Regions from separate parts of the Homo sapiens genome. Here region 2 is linked to region 1. Evidence: chromatin loops called from intact Hi-C (ENCODE). Cell type or tissue: IMR-90. All regions are shown on one strand.

Evidence for each region. A loop is a pair of places that touch in the nucleus more often than their neighbours do. Peaks named below come from ENCODE experiments on the same cell type or tissue, not always from the same donor. Only the 100,000 strongest peaks of a DNase experiment are listed, where the experiment ranks them.
Region 2: it touches region 1 in a loop (11-fold over the local background); 1 of 110 quality-filtered maps calls a loop at or near these places.

Annotation. Positions count from the first base shown.
Region 1 is chr6:111,052,691-111,060,690 of GRCh38, forward strand. No RefSeq gene overlaps it. Among named protein-coding and RNA genes, the nearest start is that of SLC16A10, 31 kb to the right of the region's middle. RefSeq lists a silencer at 4,685-4,834. In IMR-90, a CTCF peak has its summit at 4,796 (motif pointing right); no DNase peak of the experiment used is centred here; H3K27me3 peaks cover 1,629 bases.
Region 2 is chr6:111,586,422-111,594,421 of GRCh38, forward strand. It overlaps TRAF3IP2 (TRAF3 interacting protein 2), which reads right to left. Exons shown (of 9, transcript NM_147686.4): 2 at 4,837-5,673. The coding sequence starts at 5,665. It also overlaps TRAF3IP2-AS1. Among named protein-coding and RNA genes, the nearest start is that of TRAF3IP2, 15 kb to the right of the region's middle. RefSeq lists an enhancer at 4,776-5,471. In IMR-90, no CTCF peak of the experiment used is centred here; DNase peaks (open chromatin) are centred at 3,120 and 5,200; H3K27ac peaks cover 5,085 bases.

The DNA.
Region 1 (8,000 bases):
CATGACTGGAGGCTGGAGGTCCAAGATCAAGGTATTGGCAGGTTTGGTTTCTTCTAAGGTCTCTCTCCTTGGCTTACAGATGGCCACCTTCTCTCAGTGTCTCCATGTTACCGTCGGAGAGTGTCCAGGTTCTTGGCATTCTGAACAAAGAATTGGACAAAATGGACAAACAAAGCCAAGAAAGAATCAGCAATAAAAAGAGAGATTTATTGCAAACAAAAGTACACTCCACAGGGTTGGAGCAGGCCAAGCACAGGGACTCAAGAGCCCAGCTACAGAATTTTCTGGGGTTTAAATATCCTCTAGAGGTTTTCCATTGGTCACTTGGTGTACAACCCATGCAAATGAAGTAGTGGCCCGCAATCAGTGAAGTGAAGTTACAAAGGTTACACCATTTGCAAACGTCTGATTGGTTGTGGAAAGCAACCATTCAGAGACTAAAATGAAGTTACAAAGTTACGCTTTTATGCAAAGGAAGACAAGGCCTGCAATCAGTCTGAATGGTTGTGGTAAGCAACCAATCAGAAGCTGAAGTGAAGTTACAAGTTACACTCCTATGCAAACATCTGATTGGTTTCAGAAAGCAACCAATCAGAGGTACTTTCAATATTCCATCTGCCACGCATAAAAAGTGGGGGGCAGTTTGCAAAGGGAGTAGCTTCCAGTCCTTTTGTTACTTAGGTGTGGAAAGTTGAGGTCTTCCTTTTGATTTAGTTCTAGAAAGTCAGCGTGAATTGGCCTTAGCTTCCCTGCCTCCAGACCCTATTCTCCTGCCTCATCCACATGGTCTTTTCCCTGTGCCTGCACATCCCTAGTATCTCTCTGTATGTCCTAATCTCCTCTTTTTATAGGGGTCCAGTCAGGTTGGATTAGGGCCCACCATAAAGACTCCCATTTAGCTTAATTACTTCATTGAAGGCCCTATATGCAATGACAGTCACATTCTGAGGTACCGAGAGTTAAGGTTTCAACGTGTGAATTTTTTTTTTGTGGGGTTGGGGGACACAATTCAGTCCATAGAGTAACTTTAAGGGATCCATTTTTATTTATTATTATTATTATAAAGACAGAGTCTCACTATGTTGCCCAGGCTGGTCTCGAACTCCTGGCCTCAAGTGATCCTCCCATCTCAGCTTCCCAAAGTACTGGGATTACAGGCATGAGCGACTACACCTGGCCTATTTTTTTTTTTTTTTAATTTTTATTTTTACTTAAAAAATGTTTTTCTGTGTCATTTCACTTAGGATAACTTTAAAGATTTCAGATTTACTCTTAAAAGCAGTGGAAAACCATTGAAGGGTTTGAAGCAGAGACTGTATTGAAGGGGATGTGGCAGACACTTCCAGATATCAATTGTTTTTTTAAATTTTATTTTAATTTTTAATTTTTTGAGACTGAGTCTCGCTCTGTCGCCCAGGCTGGAGTCAGTGGTACGATCTCAGCTTAATGCAACCTCCGCCTCCTGAATTCAAGTGATTCTCCTGCCTCAGCTTCCTGAACAGCTGGGACTACAGGGCTGCGCCACCACACGTAGCTAATTTTTGTATTTTTAGCAGAGATGGAGTTTCAGCATGTTGGCCAGGCTGGTCTTGAACTCCTGACCTCAGGTAATCCATCTGCCTTGGCCTCCCAAAGTGCTGGGATTACAGGTGTGAGCCACCATGCCCTGCCCAGATATCAATTCTTTACTAACAAAACTCTGATTTTGTTGAAGGCAGCAATGTGTTCAGCCAAAAATGCAAATTGACTTATTTCCTTGCCACAGGGGTGGCCAAGTGATAGTATAAGTGGCTAATGAGATATAATTGGAAGTCTACTGAGAGGACTTTCGTAGTCTCAGTGATGGCTATTGTTTCACTGATAAAAGGTGTGTGCCTTTGTCCTATACCCTTTCTCATTTTTCCTGCCTGGGAAAAGGATACAATGCCTAGAGGTGAAGCAGCCATCTTGCAACCATGAGGGTGAAAGTTTCATGCCAATATACATATACACACACACACACACACACACACACACACACACACACACACAGCAGGCAGATATAGGAGCTTGGTTTTCAAATGACACTCTTGAGCAGCCATATAAGCTCTAGTCTGTCCACATCCAGACTTTTTGTTACATAAGAAAAATAAATCTACTTGTTTCAACCACTGACGTAGGGATTCCTGTTACAGCTGAACAGACTCCTGGCTGATACGGAGGGCTGGAGTGGAAGAGGGACTACCAGTTTGGAGGCCTTTTCATTGGTCCATAGCAGAGATCAGAAAGACCTAGACAAGTGCTGGCAGTTAACTCAGAGGAAAGTAGAGGAATTCCGGATATAAAATACATTGCCTGAGCAGCCCCCACATAGATACCAAGAATTTCCCCTCACTTATTCAGGGCCATTGAGTCCACCTTGCTTTAATAGGCCTTATAATAAAGTCCTGTAGCATGTGCAGCCTCAATAACCATTTTTTTTTAAAGATAGTCTTGCTCTGTCAGCCAGGCTGGAGTGCAGTGGTATGATCTTGGCTCACTGCAGCCTCACCTCCCAGGTTCAAGCGTTTCTCATGCCTCAGCCTCCTGAGTAGCTGGGATTACAGGTGTGCACCACCACGCCCAGCTGATTTCTGTATTTTTAGTAGAGACAGGGTTTCGCTACCTTGGCCAGGCTGATTTCAAACTCCTGACCTCAAGTGATTCGCCTGCCTCAGCCTCCCAAAGTACTGGGATTACAGGTGAGCCACCGTGCCCAGCCTCAATAAACATTTTTGGAGCACCTACTCTGTGCTACATCCTGTGCTTTTGAGGGATTTATTTCCAGGTTTCTAAAATTTACATTGGTGACTCCTTCCTGTGATATCAGTTGTTTTCAAACTTTGTGTCTGTAAACCACAATAAAAAATATATTTCATATCATGACTGGAACATATGTGACTTGACAAAAAACTGAAAACAAAGGTTTTACAAAACAATATCCAAAGTATGTGCTGTATGCCTTAATATTTTCCGTTCTATTCTACTCCATTAAAAAAAACTTCTGGTCATATCCACTGTCCACCAAACTCGCTTTTATTATCTATGAGTCAAGACCCACCGTTTAAAAGTCAATCTCTGTTATTCTTTTGGCAATCTTTCTTTATCACCCAGTGATATCTCTTGTATAGTTGACTTAAAAACATTTTTTGTGGGTACGTAGTAGGTGTATATATTTATGGGGTACATGAGATGTTTTGATACAGGCATGCAATGTGAAATAATCACATCATGGAGAATGGGCTATCCATCCCCTCAAGCAGTTATCTTTGTATCACAAACAATCCAATTACACTCTTAGTTATTTTAAAATGTACAATTGGCTGGGAGCAGTGGCTCACGCCTGTAATCCCAGCACTTTGGGAGGCCAAGGCAGGCAGATCACCTGAGGTCAGGAGTTCGAGACTAGCCTGGCCACCATGGCAAAACCCCATCTCTACTAAAAAATACAAAAATTAGGTAGGTGTGGTGGTGGACGCCCTGTAATCCCAGCTACTCGGGAGGCTGAGGCAGGAGAATCACTTGAACCTGGGAGGCAGAGGTTGCAGTGACCTGGGATTGCACCACTGCACTCCAGCCTGGGTGACAAAGTGAGACTCCATCTCAAAAATACGTAAAAAATAAAATTTACAATTAAGTTATTGTTGACTATAGTCCTCTGTTGTGCTATCAAATAGTAGGTCTTATTCATTCTATTTTTTTTTTGTACTCATTAACCCTCCCCGTCTAGTTGATTTTTCATGCCAACGTCTCATCTTACCTCCTGGTTCATGAGCCCCTGCCTTGCTCCTCTCTGTGTCCATAGTGCCTGGCCCTGTGCCTGGCAAATAGGGGATTATATGTTCCTTGAAACCCAGAGCCATACAATGTGGCTTTTAGGATCTCCTCAACACATTAAACATGATAAATGCACCCTTTCCATTTGTCTGGGGTCAAGGTGGGAGCGGAGATGGTTCTTAGTAGTTTAGGCAAATAGGAAAACTTTGTCCCCAACAAATACTTCAGGCTGCCATCCACATTTCTCTTCAACAATCCACCTCTTTATAGGACTGTTAGTATTATCATTATTATGTCAAATCTTAGATTTTTAGTGCCTTTCTGAGTATTCAAAACATGGGCTAGTTGATCTGATTTAAGGCAACACACACCTTAAAACGCTAGAGGATTGAGCGAGGGCAGGAGACTGTCTCGCTAACTAGGAAATTTCTAGAAGCCCAGGAGGAAAATGCCATGGCAAGGTGATGGTAGGGCGATGGGGGACGGGGATGTTTATTGGCCCTGGTCACAACATCCTTGGATCAGCCCATCTGCATTTGAGGCACTTGAGAGATGGAAGGCTGGGGAATTGGGGGGCAGTTTTCTAGAGCACCTGGATTTGCACAAGCCAGCGGGCAGAAGACAGAAAGCAACCTTATTTCGGGTTCATTCTTCAGTCTTGTTTTCTCTGGACATGCTGCCTCCATTTATTAACGAGATATTCTGCCTCCTGAGCGTCCCCACGCTGTGGGCAAGAGACAGGAATCTCAGAGTTTGTATTTCTGGTTTCCATGGGCAGACGTGGTAGGTGGGCCACTTGCTTCCTGTCATTTTGGCTCAAGGGAGGATCTGGATGCCCCTGGGAGAGCCACCATTTGTTGTGTGCAAAGAAATTGCTATTCTAATAAAAAGCTATTCCAATTGCCTGCTTTAATTAGGCAATCTGGAACAGGCTCCAGGATACACTGCTAGGTGAAAAAACTAAGGTGCAGAGAGTGTGCATAGTCTGCTGCCACTAGGGGGAGAAGAAGGAAGAATATGTAGTTGTAAATTCGTTTTGCGCATACACAAAATATCTCTGGAAGTACACACGGCAGACTAGAACTGTTTGATGAGAGCTGGGTGGTTGGAAGACAGGGATGGGAACGCGAGGAGACATCTTTCTTCTTGGCCCTCCGTATATGCTGAATGTACTACACCATTTTATATAAGGGACTTGAGCATCTACAGGTTTTTGGTATCCTCAGGGGATCCTGGAACCAATCCCCTGTAAATGGGGAGGGACAACTGTACTTTTTTTGCATTTTGAACTTTTTTACCATATATATTATAATCTATTCAAATAAATTATTTCATAACAAATAAAATAATTAGCTCCTAAAAGTAATATTCATGAGACATATATAATAACATAGTTTATAATATCTTTTTTTTTTCTTTTTTGAGACAGAATTTCGCTCTTGTTGCCCAGGTTGGAGTGCAATGGCGCAATCTCGGCTCACCGTAGCCTCTGCCTCCTGGGTTCAAGCAATTCTCCTGCCTCAGCCTCCCTAGTAGCTGGGATTACAGGCATATGCCACCATGCCTGGCTAATTTTGTATTTTTAGTAGAGATGGAGTTTCTCCATGTTGGTCAGGCTGGTCTCGAACTCCCAACCTCAGGTGATCCCCCCGCCTCAGCCTTCCAAAGTGTTGGGATACAGGCATGAGCCACTGCGCCCAGACTTCTGTCAGTCTTAAGATCTCTATTTTAATGTTAATGGTGATCAGCTGTGTGTGAACTTTAAAAGGGAGAGTGTATAATGAGGCATGTCCAGCAACCCCATCCTATCATGGCCTGGACTAGCTATTTGGGTTTCTTTGGAAGGCCCTTGGCTGAGACGGGGTGTCCATTCAGTCTGTTGGGGGACTTGGAATTTTAATTTTGGTTTACAGTATCCTCATTGTTAAGTGACATATGACTATATTTTTTTCTTCCCAGGTTGCAGCAACTGAGCTGCCCAGAGGTGGACTAACCTACTCACATGTTCTTGACTCCCCTTGTGGGGGAGAGGGCTAGATTTGAACTAGAAGCTGGGTATGGTGGAGCAATCCCACCTACAATCCTAGGTATTCAGAAGGCTGAGGCAGGAGGATTGCTTGAGCCTAGGACTTCCAGATCAGCCTAGGCAACATAGCCAGACCCCATCTGTAAAGAAATAAGATAAAACAGATCTGGACTAGAGATGAAGCTGTAAGGCAGTGGGCAGAGTCAAACAAAGGAGGAAGGATTTCAGTTGCTTCCATCTGAGGCACTTTCTCCACCTTCACCACGGCTGTTTGTGTGCTGCAGGAGAGCCAAGTGAGCCTGTCTGCATACACCTCCTCCTTGAAGCTTTCCCATCTACTGTGCTCTCACAGCTTGGATCACCTCCCATTCTAAGTTCTCTCTAGTTGGTAGCTCATAAGTTCACACTTAGCTCCTTGTCCTTTTTTTTTTTTTTTTTTGAGACTGAGTCTCACTCTATTACCCAGGCTATAGTGCAGCAGTGCCATCTTGGCTCACTGCAACCTCCATCTCCTGGGTTCAAGCAATTCTCCTGCCTCAGCCTGCTGAGTAGATGGGATTACAGGTACACACCACCACATCTGGCTAATTTTTGTATTTTTAGTGGAGACAGGGCTTCGCCATGTTGGCCAGGCTGGTCTCGAACTCCTGACCCCAGATGATCCACCTGCCTCAGCCTCCCAAGGTGATGGGATTACAGGCGTGAGCCACCTCACCTGGCCGATAGGGTCCATTTTGATTCTCCATCTATAGGTGTGTCCCCACCTGTGCTAAATGTCCCTAGCCTCTACCTCTTATTTTAAAGTCCCCTACCTCCTGGGTGTCTTCTGGAGAACACCCAGCTACATTAAACAGGTTTGAAGTAAGCATGTGTTTCCCCTGCCAAACCTGCTGCCTACTTTGTATTCCCTGTCTCTGTTAATAGCACTACCACCCACCCAGTCGTCCGGCAGGATCTTAGCGTTCACCTTGACTCTCTCCTCTGCCTCGACCCCTCTCTCCCTCCCACTGTTCTGCCAGTTCTCCCCTTCTCTCCATACCTTCTGCCTATCATCCTTTACCTTTCAGTCTCCCAGCCTTTACTAGAATCTGTCATTTATAAATAAAAGTCTGATCCAGCAGCTCTCCTACTTAAGGACTCTCAGCTCTCCTCCTTAACAATTCCATTCATGTGATAAAATCCAAATTTCTTGTGCGGTAGAAGAGAGTCTTTATAATATATTCCCAACCTGCCTCTCTGGCTGCATTCTCTAACACAGCCTAAATTATACCAGCCTTCAGCTTCTTAATGTCCTCCAAACAAAATCTGTTCTTTACAACTTGGTACTTTGTACAACTCTGTACTTTTGAACACTGCTGTTTTTCATACTTAGTGATCTCCTACTCACCTTTTCAAGGTTGCCTCAATGGCTTGAGGGGCAATCTCTTTCCCCTTGTCTCTCAATCAGCAGACCTGGGCTATGTGGATGATGGAATGCATGATAAAACAGCTAAACCTTTGATTTGATTATGTTCTTAATTTTCATCCCACTCAACTCCACTCTTTGTAAAGGTTTAATAAATAAGCATGAATTCTTTCTTGACATTAGGCTGCAATTGGAGCCAGAGGATTATACTACAGCTAAGAAGTGTCTGAACAAACAAGGGATGGGGGTCAAAATTGTGCCGGAAGGAAAAATGCCTTTCAGGCTCTTGGAGGTTTGTTGCCCCTGATCCTCTGGCTTTGATCTCCAGGACTCCATTACAATAAGATATTAGCGTTAACCAGCTCATTGCTTCTGTGCCAGGAATGTAGGCCAAGGGGTTGTACTTAGAAAAGAAGTGGGACCTTGTCTCTACAAAAAATTAAAAAATTAGCCAAGGATAATGGTGCGTGACTGTAGTCCTAGCTACTCAGGAGGCTGAGGTGGGAGGATCGCTTAAGCCCAGGAGTTGGAGGCTGCAGTGAGCTATGATTGCGCTTCTGCACTCCAGCCTGGGGGAAAGAGGAAGACCCTGTTTCCTAAAAAACAACAAAAACAAAAAACCAGCAACAATGATCTGTGATCGGACTCAGACACAGCACAACACTGGAAGACAGGTCTTCTCCAGTAAGGACAAGAAGTAGAAGCATCAGGGGATGGATATTCGATTTTCCATGTTGTGATTGTTACGCATTGCATGCCTGTACCAAAATATCT
Region 2 (8,000 bases), 530 kb after region 1:
CTGGCGACCTTCAGTGGAAGGATTCGGAGGCAGCAGGAGGCCGACTTCTCCAGGGGGTGGGGTGAGGAGAAAACGTAGACTTATTCCCTTTCTTATTTCCACCTACTTTGAAAACTTTTTTTTTTTACATGAAAGGGGCGACCAATAACCATTTTTGCTTTAACTTGCAAAAAGCTTAGATATGCCATTTGCATGGTGATCATTATTTATTTATATATTCATTAATGGGTAAGGAAGTAATGCTCTTCTAAAGCTGAGTAGAGCCACGTAGCCATGGTTTCCAACTGCACAAGCATCCCTTAGGTGAACAGCTCTTTTGAAGTGGTTTTGTTAGCAATTAAGTGCAGTTATAGCCCTGACATGAAACTAAGCATTTGTACACCTGCCATGAATGCTTAAAATCTGTGCCAGTGAGTGGGATCTGGAAGTAGAGGAGCACCCTGCAGAACTGGGCTACAGGATGCTTTTAAATAATAACAATAATAACTAAAAGCTGTTAGTATTGAGGGCTTACCACCAGCCAGCCACTTTCCTAGTGCCTTTAATACATTATCTCATTTAATCCTCACAGCAACCTTCGTGGGACTCATTGCTGCTGGAGGCCTCATAAATATTCTAGGGCTACAATGCCCTGCAAAAAACCCATCAGCACTGGCAACCCTGACCCTCTTCTCTGTGGTTAGATGGGAGCCAGGGCCAAGGGACATGCAAGGTGAATTGGGGCGAGCTTGCCTTCTATATGTGCTGTTTCCCTTTGTTCTTTTCAGTTTTTACTCATTTCTTAATTATAGAAGTAATACCTGTTTGCTATTTTTATTTTTATGTTTTCTATGTGTTTTTGTTTTTGTTTTTAAGACTGAGTCTCATTCTGTTGACCAGGCTGGAGTGCAGTGGCGCGATCTCAGCTCACTGCAACCTCCACCTTCCGGGTTCAAGTGATTCTCATGCCTCAGCCTCCCCGAGTAGCTGGGATTACAGGTGCCCACCACCATGGCTGGCTAATTTTTGTATTTTTAGTAGACAACATTTCACCATATTGGCCAGGCTGGTCTTGAACTCCTGACCTCAAGTGATCTGCCCTCCTCTGCCTCCCAAGGTGTTGGGATTACAGGTGTGAGCCACTGCACCCGGCCGTTTGCTATTTTTAAAAATCAACAAAAGTATATGAAATTAGAAGGAAAATATACCTGTCTCCTCTTAATTCCCTGCTCCCCTCCCCACCAAGATCACCACTAGATCCTTCTAGACTTAATATGTATATATAAACCTATATAGTTTTTAAAAAATAAACATGGATGGGATCATCACTGCAGCTCTTGCCTTTCAACTTAATCTTTTTGATGTCAGAATGTGTATTCAGTGCAACATGGGCCTAGTAGTCCATAGTATACATAAATCACAAATGACTTATCTGGCCCCTTATTGATAGGCATTGTAATTGTTTTTGTTTTTACTCTAATGCAACAATGCTTTAATAAACATTCTTGTTCTTGTATTTGTATATGCTTGTTTAATGTTTCTATAGGACAGATTCCTATAAGTGAAACTGCTGGGCCAAAGAGGAAGCACATATAAAACTGTGATAGTGAAATTGCCTTCTGGGAGATTGCACCAATTTACACTCCTATCAAGAGTGATTGGGAATATTCATTTCTCTCTAACTCCACTAACACTGGATGTTGTCCAAAGTTTTTATTTTTGCACAACTAATCAAGGAAAAGGTATCTTTAAGAATTTTGCACTTCTTAAATCTAATGATATTGAGCTTGGTTTAATTTTCATATTGGCTATTTGTGTATCTTCTGTGAATTATTCCCCTCTCCTATCCCCATTCTCTCCCCTCTGCCTTTCAACACCTCTTTTCGCCCCAAGGATCCTAGATGTCTCTCCCCAACCCCCTAACAGAAGGAAATAATACAGAGAGCAAGGGGATGGTGAAATGATGAAAGAAAGCAGGTCCTGGGGCAATAGGGACAAAAAGTGTTCCCAGTCAGGAGTGTTTGCCTTTTAAAGGAGCCTGCCCCAATGGGACAACGCTCACCTCCAAAGACTGGATTGCCAATGGCGCTGTTTCAGCTCCAACAACAGGAAAAGTATTTTCCGTGGGAAGTATTTTCCAGAAGGTCCTGGGACCTTCATTATAACATTGAGTCAGTGCTTTTTTTGTCTATCACAATGAGGCTTTCCCTTGTTAGTAGTCAGAGTCAGCTGCTTGGGACTGTATCACAAAGCCTTAAGTATTCACAGTTCTTCGCATTAATCTAAGGAGTTAATCGGAAGTGCAGTTAAAAACATATGTATGCAATGCTTGCCATAGCATTGCTTATTGGATCAGAAAACTGGAAACTATTTTAAATGTCCAACAATAAAGAATAGGTTCATAACAATTTGGTAGATGCGTCTGATGAAATACAATGAAGCAGTTTTAAATGATTCTGGAATAAGTACTCAATGTCACTGAAAACTATTTTAATTTTAGATTAAAAATATATGCAAAGAAAAAAACACTGAAAATTGATATGTCAAAACCCTAATAAGGAATTCTATTTGGGTGGCAGAAATATGAAAACTTTTTCTTTTCTTTTTTGAACTTCTGGGCATATTTTAATTTTGGGAGTGACCAAATATTATAATGATCAGAAAAATTATCTTTTTTTTTTTTTTTTTTGAGATGGAGTCTCACTGTGTCATCGCCCAGGTGCAGTCTCGGCTCACTGTAACCTCTGCCTCCCAGGTTCAGGCAATTCTTGTGCCTCAGTCTCCCGAGTAGCTGGGATTACAGGCGCCCGCCACAACAACTGGCTAATTCTTTTTGTATTTTTAGCAGAGACAGTGTTTCACCATGTTGGCCAGGCTAGTCTCAAACTTCTGATCTCAAGTGATCCACCCACCTTGGCCTCCCAAAGTGCTGGGATTACAAAGTGGGGTGAGCCACCGTGCCTGGTGAAAACTTACCTTTAAATACAGATAACAGAATGTTAAAAAGTAGTTTATGGTATTATTCTCACAAATTACTCCTTTTAAACCTGGCAATCACTGAGAAATACAGCCTTGACCTTGCCAACATTCAGTTCTCAGTGATTCATACTTAAGGGAATCCACCACCACACCCACCCTATGACTGGGCGCTTAGAGCAGGGGTGGCATCCATGCACTCCCACTCTGTTGACTTCCCAGCATTTATACACCACGTCCCAGTTTTAGGCATCAGAGGCTCTTTCTCCCGCTCCAGCCCAAGGCCCCATTCTCCTTACACCCTCCTGCTTCCCCAGCCCCTGCCCTCATTCCTGATCTCACACTCATTCTTACCTATTTCTTCCAAGCATCTTCTAAGTTACATTTCTCTATCTCCTCTTTGTTTTTTTCTTTTTTGAGTTATGAATTACTGTGTTGCTCTCTTCACTTTAGGAAGCTTTATACTTAGTATACATGTACTAATATGTAAATTATGGTTGATTACAGCATTTGTAATTATTTCTATAATTTATTTTAAAGCTGCGCATCAGGCCTTTGGTCAGGCACTTCTTACACTCTGAACTACTTTCTGTCCAGTGTTTATTTGCTAAGAAAAATATCAGGCCTCACAGCCCTGTGTTTCATCTGTAAAGCCCTTTTGTTATTTTCCAGTGGCCTCAGCGGAGATTTAACATCAAGAATGGTAGTAGGAAAAAAAAAATGGTGATAGAACCTTTTATCTCAACCTAAGACTTATCACTTTCAGAGATGCTTCCTGCACTGATACATATTATTATTTCGGAAGTAGTTTATTGAGAGTCTAGTATGTGCCAGACACTGTGCTTAAATCCTGGGGAATTATGAATTGAAAGTACACGTTTGCATTTGCAGATGCATAAAAACTTGCAGTCTAGAAGGAGAGGAGACACGTACATAATTAGATGCCATGCTGGTGTTAGGTGTCCCAACAGGGCCAGAGCAGGAGGGAGACAGAGGCCCTGAAGGAGAACGTGATCTGGGGAGGTTTCCAGAGGGACACTTGAGCTAAGTCTCAAAAAATGTGTATGATGGTGGTTGCATAACTCTGTAAATATACTAAAACTTATTGAATTTTTTATTTAAAATGGGTTAAGGGTAAACCTTGCAGTATGTATATTAGATCTCGATAAAGCAGTTTTTTTAAAAGGTGTATTGAAACTGGGTCAAACACACCAGAAGGGGAAGAACATCCCCAAGAGAGAGAAGAGCCTGGCAAACGCATGGAGATGTGAACCATCGCGACAAGTAGGGGGACTGCCAGTCTTAGAGTGGCTGGAATGTAGGGTAGCTGTGGATGGCTCAAGTGTCCAAAAGGATTTAAGCAGCAAAATCACAGAAACAACTTCATTTTCATGTAATGGCCCGAATCCCAGAGTCTCAATGACATTCTGGGCACCTTCTGGTTTTTTGTTTTGTTTTGCTTTGTTTTTGACTAAAAGCCCTTTCTCTGCCAAGTCTAAGATGGGGAAGAAAGATGACGAGAAGGAAGAACCCATATGCCCAAAGATTAGAACAAAAAATACATTTTCTAGAAATCATTTTGGTCATCTCTCTGCTTCTAGGCAGGTTTGTTAAACTAACCCAGACAGAGGAACCCATTTTGTCCTTAAAGGTCCCTAGAGAAGGAGACTCCAAGTGGGACAGGCTTTAGGCTAAGAAAAAGCATTCTCTGCAGGCCCTTTGCAAATCCAGCCACACATGGAAAGCCCCTAAGAGAAGCAGAATGCCCTCCCTGCATTCTGACCTGTTCATGCCAGCCTAGTGACACGAAGCATTGATGTGAGGCCCTTGTTTCTTCAGTCACCCAGCCCAGAATGCCCAGAGGAGGTAAAGATCACTTACATGGCACCTGGTGATCGGGACTTCCAGGACAATGGTAATGATAGTTCCATGGAGCATGTGGGGAAAGATTGGGAGGCAGCATCTGTGCACATGCTGGATACCTCTGAGGTTCAAACTGAGGGAACTCCCTGGACCTGAGAGGTCTGGGGAGGTCCTGGGGGTAACACACGGAGGTGAGGGGCAGGGGCCTTTCCAGCTGCCTGATGCCCAGGACATCCTGGGGCTGGGAATCATATCCCGTGTCTATGGTTGGCAGATCCAGGCCTGCTCGGTTCCTGTGAGGCTGGGGCCGTTGCACCATCTCCTGGCTACCGCCCAAGGAGTCTGCTGAGGCATTAGGTAAACTTTGGTCTGATTTGTCTGAGTCATGGCCAGTGTCAGGAGAAGCCGCTGAAAGCTGAGATACCAGCCATTGATTACGTTTTTCCATAAATGAAAACTGATGCTCTGCAGGGAGGGCTCCAACCACAGACTCAGACGCAGGCTCGCTGACTGCAGAGCACCCAGAAGGGAAAGCTTTGCCCAGGCCTGGGTGTCTCCTGCAGAAACTGTCTTCACTGTCCTCCAGAACTTGAGTGCGCAGGCAGGTGACCTGCCGGGATACAGGCCGCTGGTGATTTGCAAGTTTCAGGGTTGAGTGAGCTTGAGAAAAGTCTCCGGAGGAATTGTGAAGCATTGTGGGTGCAGACAAGCTGTTGGGTGCCATGTTCCTTATATTTGGAGCAGGTGGTTCTGATTCCTCTTCCGGGGAATATTCTGGGATTGGTTTCAGCAACTGACTTGGGTATGGTTCTGATTCATCAACCTCCACAGGAATGCTTCGGTTCATTCTAGTTTCTGGAACAAGAGAAAACATGCTATAGCCTTAGAAGACAGATAAATTCTTGGAGTCCTCACTTTATGACCTTAAGGGACCTCATTCAAGATGTGGTTTAAATTAACAGTGAGACACCAATGTGCTTGCAAAGCCCTAATCACATAAAATTGTTTACTTATCCTCCAGGCAAAAGCACTAATGCTTATTAAGATATTTTATCTGGAAGGCAATTCAAAGAATGTGATTGGACCATCCTGTGGTAGAAATCATTCACCAGCAAGGGGAAAACACAGATGAAAATCAACTGCCAAGTATTGAGGAAAGAGAAATTATCATAATGTGGGCTGCTTCGTGTGTGCTTGGAATACATGAAGAAATAAATCTTAGTAACTGATATGGAATGATCTCTAAGATATATTGAGTTTTTTTTAAAAGCCAGGCGCAGAGCAGTGTGCATACTATGCTGCTATTTTGTGTAAAAAACGAGAGGAGAATGTGTGTTTCTGTGTGCATATCTGCTTGTATATGTATAAACCGTGTGGAGGATATACAGACATTGCTACACTGGTTGCCTTTGAGGATGGAATTAAGCTGGGGGAGAGGAGTGGGAGGAAGTTTTCACCTTTTAAACTTTTATAATTTTGTTCCATTTGACTATTTCCTAATTTTAAAAAATAAAAGTGTTTTTTTTTAAGCAAAGAAAGCAAGCCCAAGTTTAAAACACATTGAAAAAAGGTCAGAGTGACATTTTCTACCTAATTTTAGGTCATTTGGAGGACTTAATTCCCTCTGGGCACTATGCCTGCAACAAAGGTAGCCATGACCATCTGGTTTGTGATGTAGTTGAACCAGCAAGGCTCGCTAAACTAGACCTTAGCCTGCAGAGCATTTATCCAACGGGCCGGGCAATATTGCTTTTAGCTGTAAGAAGAACTCTTAATTCACCTAACACAATGAGAAAGAAAACCAGTCTCCTCTCATCATTAAACTGATTGAGATGATGCCTTGACTGCAGGGGCAGGAAGAACGCAGTCCAGAGGACTGCACAGGAGCAACTGGGGGTTTGCAGGAGGCTGCAGAGCAGGTGTCGTAAAAGAGCAAGCAAGTGAAAAAGAAGAAATCCCAGAGGGTTATTCTATGCAAGGCTAGTACACAGCATACTTCAAATACCAGAGAGAGAAAAGGGATTATGTCTGGATTTAAAAATTCCTACTTTGGATCCATGTCGCATTTCAACCACATTCACTGAGGGCTCACTGTGCCTAAAGTCAGTTTACATAAATTATGTTCTAAAACAAGTTTCGGAGAGCATGAATTCACTTTCTCTTGCACCTTGTACCCAATCCAATGGGATCAGGACAGCATGCATTTTGAAATGCTCCCCTTTCACACAGATGGGGCCAGCAGTTTTCCACCAAATATACTTAACAGCCTACAGAAAGATACCTCTCCACTCCCTGCCAAATGAATGCTCTTTGACAGTCTTCTCCCACTTGGTATCAAACTTACCCACCTGCTGCACAACGACCCTTGCTCTGTTTTCTGACGCAACAGAAAACTCAACTTCTAACTTCCGGCTGGCCTTCCCTCCTCCCTCCGTCTCTCCCTTTCCCTGTCCTTGTCCTTTTCAGGCTGTGTATGTCCTCTGCTCATTGGCTCTGCAGAAAAGGAGACCTCATCAGCTAAAGTGATCAGACCTTATAAAAATGAACAAGAGCCTACCCAAAAAACCTGTAAATAAATATCGCAACTTTTTATTATTTAAAAAATGTTTGGCCGGGCGCAGTGGCTCGGGCCTGTAATCCCAGCACTTTGGGAGGCTGAGGCGGGTGGATCACCTGAGGTCAGGTATTCGAGACTAGCCTGGCTAACATGGCAAAACCCCCTTTCTACTAGAAGTACAAAAATTAGCTGGGCGTGGTGGCATGTGCCTGTAATCCCAGCTACTCAGGAGGCTGAGGCAGGAGAATCGCTTGAACCTGGGAGGTGGAGGTTGCAGTGAGCTGAGATTGCGCCACTGCATTCCAGCCTCAGCGACAAGAGCGAGACTCCATCTCCAAAAAAAAAAAAAATGCTCACCATTTTTTCCCTTTCTTTCTTGCAATTTTTCCACAGTTATGAAATTGGATGTGCCACACAACATGCTCTTCAGCCGGTCAGAAAACGAAAATATTTTTTCAAGGCCTGGCTGACTGTTGTGTCATCGTCTACATGCACTTGTGGGCACACAGCTGAATGGGAGGCAAAGAGATGCAAAAAGTGAGCTGAGTGGCAGGAGGACTAATTCCTGTCCTCTCTTTATTGCCATGGGATTTGCTTTCAATCCTCACTCTTCAGGTACAACTAT